Linked DNA regions of Homo sapiens: region 2 is linked to region 1. The links are chromatin contacts, found by Hi-C or POLR2A ChIA-PET in ENCODE. All regions are on one chromosome and are shown on one strand. The core of a region is the stretch at or near the end of the contact, and the rest is flanking DNA. Distances in the headings are between cores, read along the strand shown. Region 1 has its middle 53 kb from the start of COQ2. Region 2 overlaps GPAT3 (glycerol-3-phosphate acyltransferase 3).

Region 1 (3,990 bases), core at 97-2,596:
TCTCCTCTTCCCTTAGCCAAGATGGCCTTGGGGAGAGGGAAAGTTTATGCACTCACGTGGCATTGGTGGTGTTGTGGCTGGTTCACAGTGGGCTTTTGTTTGGCCCAGTGGGCACTTGCTGGGCTCTTGTTGCAGTGTTTTGTCCCACTGAAACCAGGTCATTGGTCTCTGATGTCATCGCCTCCTCTTGACCTCCAGTGGCATTGTTGCATTGCCTCGGAGCTCTGCAGGCTGACTAGGCCTTTTGGACTTTCCAGTTTTATCCAAAGCACACAGGAGGCCCCTACAAAAGAACACTCCCCAGGAACCTTTGTCTCAGGAAATCTTTCCAGCGTCTGCCTCTGAACTACTCTCTGTCCTGTCCTCTACTCCAGACTTTTCCCTTGTGATTAAGTTCTTGTCTCCTTGGACTAGGTCCTTTGTATCAGACAGAAAGCTGCCCTTATGTGGGTGGGGGCATAAGTCTCTCTTTGGTTCCACCCTATAACCCTGGGCCAGCCCTTCTTATTCTCAAGCAGAGTCCTGGATCCTGAGACCCTAGTCTGAACCTGTATCCCATCCCCATAATTTGAGTAGGTGAAGCAAAAATGAATCTGTACCCCATCCCCATAATTTGAGTAGGTGAAGCAAAAATGATCAAATCTGGCCAGGCATGGTGGCTCATCCCTGTTGTTCCAGCACTTTGGGGGGCTGAGGCGGGAGAACTGCTTGAGCCCAGGAGTCTGAGACCAGCCTAGGCAACATAGTGAGACCTTGTTTCCACAAACAAACAAACAACCCAATCTGTGAATGCCAAGATTGCTTAAGAATTAACAAATAGCATTTGAAAAAGATGTAAGAATTGTTAGGAACATAAAAGTTATAGGATACTAATTCCTTTAAAATAAAAATGCAAAGTTTCTTCCTAATTAACTTTTTTCTAACACTTAGGTTTGAGATAATTAGAAGAAAAGTTTACATATAGATTAGCGTCACTATTAGCCAAATAGTGCCTTTATAAAAATCACAGAGAGGCCTTTTTCTCTGGTGGTGGGGTGTGGCATAGAGTCCTAAGCAGGACTCACAGCTTGGCAAGGCAAGAGGAGCACAGACTGGATTTTGGTCCCTACTCACCCGTCAGGTGGTTGCTTTTTGGTAATAAACATCCTGCCCAATCATACGAAGTGGCCTGATATAGATGATATTTATTAACTACATGACCTTGGGCAAACATCTCAGTCCTTAGAACTTTAGATGCCTCATATAACAAGTGAGAGGGGCTGACCTCTGAGGTCCTTTGTATCTACAAATACTATGCTCCACGGCATCAGTAATTTTTTTTTTCTTTTTTTTAACTAAATGAGAGTCTTCACAGAAAGTAGAGGAAGTACCAAATGCTGGCCACCGGAAGGAACCAGTCTGAAAAGTAGAAGTGACAGAAACCCATGGGCAAAAGTGGTCAGGTTATTCTAGAGTTCATGATAGGGAGAGTTGGACATCATTAGATATATATCCGAGACTTTGGTAAGACACATCTAAAAATTTTTCCTAAATAATAAGATTCCCTGGACAGAGACTCCCAAAGGGAAGATGACAAGTGTTTGGGAGAAGTGCTGCAAAATGAAATCTCTATCTTCCAAACAGGATGATGTGGAACAGAAAAAAAGGGGGAGAGTTATTTAAAGAGAGACACACTTGGCCAGGCGTATTGGTTCAGGGCACTTTGGGAGGCCGACACAGGTGGATCACTTGAGGCCAGGAGTTCAAGACCAGTCTGGCCAATATGGTGAAACCCCATCTCTACAAAAACTAAAAAAAAAATAGCTGGATGCTAATGCTCTGAGATGACAGATTTTTGGAACTGTGGATGTAAAGCCCATAGACCTTAACATTAGTGTGTCCAGTCCCATGACATTTCATTAGCTTATGGCTTCTGCTCCAGAGACTCCCACCATTTCCCCATTGATAAGGGAGAGGAAGGAGGAAGTAAGAGATTATTTAAAAACAGTTGTGAAACTACCAAGGTCTGTGGTTGAGAGTTGGTTTTCTAACCAACCTTTGTCTAGTCTAGTCTAACCTTTGACTACAGACATCATATAAGGGACACGGTTGCCTCAGATGCAGAAGATATCAGGAAGGGCTGATTTGTTCCACACTATTTGACCACACTGATTGCAACAGGATGTGGACATGTTTTGCTATGAGTGTGTCCTAAAACATTGGAAAGAAACCCCACATCCTGTCACCCTCCCTGAGGGCAAGGACACTTAGAGTGGAGAAATCTGAGGTTTAACCTGTGCTGGGGATGATGACTGATACAACAAAGGATATAGGACCTCACCTAATGAATTTCAAAGATTGCTGATGTAAGATGCACCAAGAACAAATGTTGGTGTCCTGGTAGTAGAGCAGGGGACCCCTTGTGAGACCTGTCTTTGATCTTGGGAACACAAATCTTACAACATATTTATGACTGTGAAGGCAAAAGAAATCTTCAACGATGAGGTCTGGAAATTCTGAATATTCTATGCAAAGTATTAGAATTTCACAAGAGAGGACTTTGCTCAGAAGAGAAAAATGAACAGGCACCAAGTGGTAATTCACAGAAGTGTCATTCCCATGCTCTTAACTCTCAAGTGTGTTTTGAGATCAGGAAACATGGAGTCCTTATTCTCACTGTGTCCCCTGTTTGAAGACTGATTAATTAAGATGTCATTCATGACATGGTGAGCCATCTTGAGATATTTGAATATCCTGCCACCATGGGAACCCAGACCTACCTCTGGACTAATTATTGGGAGGGGATTGTGGGAAAGAATAATGACTGGGAAATAGAAATCTTTAAGATGCTCTTGAGCAGAACAAATTTCTCCTCCAATAAAGATGTCCATGTGTTTGTATTTGGCATGGATAATACCATGTATTCTGTAACCCCAATTCTTTAGTATTAGCTCTTTGTGAAAACCTTCTTAGAAACAAGGTGATTTCACTAGATTGTGTTTGGGGGCTATAATTTTATGATCCTATGAAAGATTGTCCCCTACTTTGCCACTTCTGCCAATAAGACCTCTATGTCCTGTCTGCTCTCTTGTTCCCCCAAATAAAGCTTGGATTTCTGTACCATTAACTATCTGCCCAGCATACAAACCTTTAAGTAAGAAAGAAAGCTTCCTCTTAACCTTCATCCAAAAAAAAACAAAAACACACACAAACAAAAGAAAATCTGAACTAGGAATAGAGAGCTTTGGGGCTTCTTAAGTACAATGACTAATAAAATATAAACATACTTGCTGTCTCCAGGGGGTTTATAATTAAAATCATAATGTATATTGACATTGTTTATCAGGGTAAAGACTATACTAATTGGCAGGAATAGAATACTCTTTTCTTTTTTTCAAAAGTATAAGTACTGAAAAATTTGACCAATCTCTGTGTTCTACTTACTACTTCTAATGAAGACCTGACAATTCTACATTAATTTAACAGTAACTTTAAGCATTGGATATGTTGATTTGTAATTATCAGGAGAGACTGAGATCAAGCATTTATGTTGGTATATACATTACTAAAAATGATACAAAAATAGGGCTTTAATAAAATGAAGAAACTTTTTTTTATTTATATGCACCTAACAGAAACTGAGATCAGTATGTGCAACCTATGTCTCTGCCAAATTTATCCTCCTTCCAGCCCTACCTTGGAGAGGGGTAATCATCTAAAATTAAACTATTTGCAGACAATTTTTCTTGGAAATGTAATGTTAACAGAGGCAATTATTTTTCTTTAGGCTATAGAAAAACAAATTTTTATTTATTTATTTTTTATTTTAAAAAATAATGGAGTGGCAGGGTCTTGCTGTGTTGCCCAGGGTGGGCTTGAATTCCTGGGCTCAAGTGATCCTCCCACTTTGGTCTCTCAAAGTGCTGAGATTACAGGCATTACTGGCCTAGAAAAACAAATTCTGAATAAGTATGATAAGACAAATTCCTTGCCAGCAACTCAATTTTAGAA
Region 2 (3,753 bases), core at 408-2,907, 340 kb after region 1:
GTAGTGTTTTTTAACTTTTCATTTGTATTCACTTTTTTTTTTTTTTTGAGACGGAGTCTCGCTCTGTTGCCCAGGCTGGAGTGCTGTGGCGCGATCTAGGCTCATTGCAAGCTCCGCCTCCCAGATTCACGCCATTCTTCTGCTTCAGCGTCCGGGGTAGCTGGGACTACAGGCACCCGCCACCACACCCGGCCAACTTTTTGTATTTTTACTAGAGACGGGGTTTCACCATGTTAACCAGGATAGGCTCGATCTCCTGACAGGTGATCCACCCACCTCAGCCTCCAAAGTGCTGGGATTACAGGTATGAGCCACCACGCCCGGCCTGTATTCACATTTTTCATTTGTCATCCTCTTCAATTCCCCCACTTCCAATAACTGAGAAACTTAAAACCTTAAAATAACCACAAAACTGCCTAACAAGGAGCAACCTCTCTTACTAGTACATTGCTAATGTAACCATTAAATAGATAAAATACTATTCATAATATGTGAAATTAAGTGGAAAGATGTTATGTGTGTCTGTGACCTCCCAGTGTTCTAATGCTTACTGGTAATCAGTTGGTTCTCTCATCTTAAGTATTTCTCCTAAATCAGCTTCATTTGTAAGGTGAATGGTTTAACATAGATCTGTTGTTTGTATCAACAAAATGATAATGTTATTCAGAGGTAGGGGCAAGTCCAGGTCTTGTGGGGGCTTAAAGCTTATGCAATTTAGAGGCCTTCTTTAATAAGGAATACAAAGTGATCCATGCAAAAGTAAGTACAGGACCTTGGAAGGAGCCTATGCAAGTTTGGACCCTGAAGTTTAACCTTACTGGCTTCATGGTCAATCTGTCTTTTGCTCAAAGACCTTGAACTGAAACCTGGAGTGATGACTGAGAAGAATATAGCAGGGCTGCTTGGCTCTTTGGACCAAAAAAGAGAGACCATTTTCTATAAACCTTGCCTGGCTGACGGTCCAGGTTAATAAAGATGTAAAAATGGTAGAAGGTGTGAGAATATATCTAAGAACAATAACACCAACAACAAATCAAGGGGGATTATCCTTTCTAAACCTTGACTATGTCATCTGTGAGATGTGTAGGGAAGCTGCTTCTGCCGTGTAGAGGCCTTGAAGAGTAAGGATACTGGCAGGATGCCTGTGCACTGATGTTACAGAGTCTTAGCAGAGGGCAGAACGGTCTCCTTGGACAACGTGGACCTGGCTGAACTACAGCACTGGGGACCACTTGGTGCACCACTGCCCAGGGCATGGTTTTGTTTGTTTGTTTGTTTGGCTTATTGTAGGATGGCCCAGAGATTCTAAATGAGAGGAATTTAAGTGGGTTCCAAGCTGTAAAAGATTCCTGCCTCAGTTAAAAAAAAAAGGGTGAATTGTGTCACAACTTTCTGGGAAGAATGATCACGTGTAAGTGAATTGTAAGTGCATGTCTAGATTAATGTTAGATAGGGGCCATATATAGATTTTCTTGTATCAATTAAAGTTATCTTTCTTCCCTCAAAGGTAGGAGAAATGCTAGGAAGAGCTGCTACTCAGGGCTTTCTGTTTAGCAAGGAAGAACTGGGGGTGGTGTTGTATTGACGAGAAATATCTTACATATTTGGGATTCGTCAGTGGGCAGGTATTGGTTAGAGCGATGTGAAACTTGAGGCAATAACATATGAGGAAGCACTTGGTTTTGGAGTCACCGACTTGGTTGCAAATCCTGTCTCAGTTCCTTCTTCTCTCTGGCCCCAGGCAAGTTACTCAACCCCTCTGCACTTTAATTTCCTCATGTATAAGTTGGAGATAATACAGAATACCTCATAGGATTGCGAAGACTACAAAAGTGTAGGTGTCAAGGGTTTTATATACAGCCTGGCATCAGGAGACACTCAGTCAATGTCAGCTGCCTTTTAGTTTAGGAAGGAAGATTTTAAAATATACATGGGAAGATAGGATTGGCTAGAGCCTTTAATTGAAACTATAGCTAGAAATTTGGGAGAACTCTTTTTTTTTTTTTTTTTTTGAGACGGAGTCTTGCTCAGTCACTCAGGCTGGAGTGCAGCGGCACGATCTCGGCTCACTGCAACCTCCGCCTCCTGGGTTCAAGTGATTCTCCTGCCTCAGCCTCCTGAGTAGCCGGCACTACAGATGTGCACCACCATGCCTGGCTAATTTTCATATTTTTAGTGGAGACAGGGTTTTACTATGTTGGCCAGGGTGGTCTCGAACTCCTGATCTCAGGTGATCCACCCGCCTTGGCCTCCCAAAGTGTTGGGATTACAGGCGTGAGCCACTGTGCCCAGCTTGGGAGAACTCTTAAAGGTAATCTTTTTTTTCTGATTAAAAAAAAATTGAGGTATAATTTGCATCTGTTACAATGCACATATTCAGTGTTCAGATACATGATTTTTTACATATTTGTAGGCTCATGTGATTACCCCAATCGAGCTAAAGAACACATTTATGATCTCAAAGTTCTCTTAAGCCCCTGCTCAGTATCTGCCCTTCATCTCTCAGTCCCAGTGGTACTCTCTCTTCTGATTTCTGTCATCGTCTGTTTTTACTGTTTTTGACATTTACATAAATGAAATCATACATTATATATTCTTTGTGTCTGTTTTTGTTCCCACTCTGTATAATAGTTGTGAGATTTCTCCATGTTGCATGAATCAGTGGATTTTTAAAAATAATTGCTATGGAGTATTCCTTTATATAATACCAATAGTTTGTTTATTTATTATAATGTCGATTGATAATTGGGTTAGTTCCAGTTTTTAGCCATTAGGAATAAAGCTGCTATAAACATTGTACAGACATTCTTATGACTGTCTGTGCCATAGGGTAAGCAAGTATTTGTTGAACTTTATTAGAAACTGCTACATGGTATTCTAAAATGTTTGTGCACTCTCAGCAGCAAAGTTTGAGAGTTCCAGTTGGTCCCTAGCATCTCCAGCACTTGGTATTTTTGGCCTTTTAAAATTTTAGCCATTTTTGTGGGTATGTAGTAGTATCTCATTATAGTTTTAAAAATAACATCTTAAGTATTTTTCTCAATGTAAGTATTTTTCAACAAAGTATATATACTTTGTTGAAAAATTAGACATTGCAGAAGTATAAATAAGTTAAAAATCAGCCATATGAAATACTTATTAATCAGAAAAAGCCTAATATTTTAATGTATTTCCTTATAGTTTTCCCCCACTCATATATATATGTGTATATATATATATACACACACACATATATATACACACACATATATATATATACACGCATATATATATATGTGTATATACACATATATAGTTTTGTTGTTGTTGTTTGAGATGGAGTCTCCCTCTTTTATCCAGGCTGGAGTGCAGTGGTGCCATCTCGGCTCACTGCAATCTCTGCCTCCCGGGTTCAAGCAATTCTCCTGTGTCAGCCTCCCAAGTAGCTGTGAGTACAGGTGCCTGCCATCACACTGACTAATTTTTGTGTTTTTTGTAGAGACGGGGGTTTCACTATGTTGGCCAGGCTGGTCTCAGACTCCTGACCTCAGGTAATCCACCCCCGTTGTCCTCCCAAAGTGCTGGGATTACAGATGTGAGCCACTGCGCTTGGCTTCATATATATATTTTAAAATGTAGCTGACATTTTAGTTTAATATATCTGGGAGTGGGCCCTGGTGTCTGTTTTTTAAAAGATTCCACAGAGAATTATGGAATGCAGCCAAGCTTGAGAACCACTGAGTTAGCTCAACCCTTTTCTCTCCCTTTCCCTTA

Evidence for each region. Hi-C counts contacts between places; a loop is a spot of excess contacts on that map. ChIA-PET counts read pairs that join two places held with the same protein, here RNA polymerase II (POLR2A).
Region 2: a loop to region 1 is called in a map of heart right ventricle, with 12 times the contacts of the local background. The contact joins two enhancer-like sites. A Hi-C loop is called at or near these places in 1 of 168 maps with a recorded cell type or tissue (heart right ventricle). POLR2A ChIA-PET finds 5 or more read pairs at or near these places in 1 of 52 experiments (naive thymus-derived CD4-positive, alpha-beta T cell).

Annotation. Positions count from the first base shown.
Region 1 is chr4:83,229,733-83,233,722 of GRCh38, forward strand. No RefSeq gene overlaps it. Among named protein-coding and RNA genes, the nearest start is that of COQ2, 53 kb to the right of the region's middle. Within about 2 kb of position 1,347, at least 7 of the 41 ENCODE cell types and tissues checked have a DNase peak (open chromatin) inside an H3K27ac peak, as active enhancers do.
Region 2 is chr4:83,568,479-83,572,231 of GRCh38, forward strand. The region is part of intron 2 of GPAT3 (glycerol-3-phosphate acyltransferase 3); the gene reads left to right. Among named protein-coding and RNA genes, the nearest start is that of GPAT3, 34 kb to the left of the region's middle. Within about 2 kb of position 1,658, at least 3 of the 41 ENCODE cell types and tissues checked have a DNase peak (open chromatin) inside an H3K27ac peak, as active enhancers do.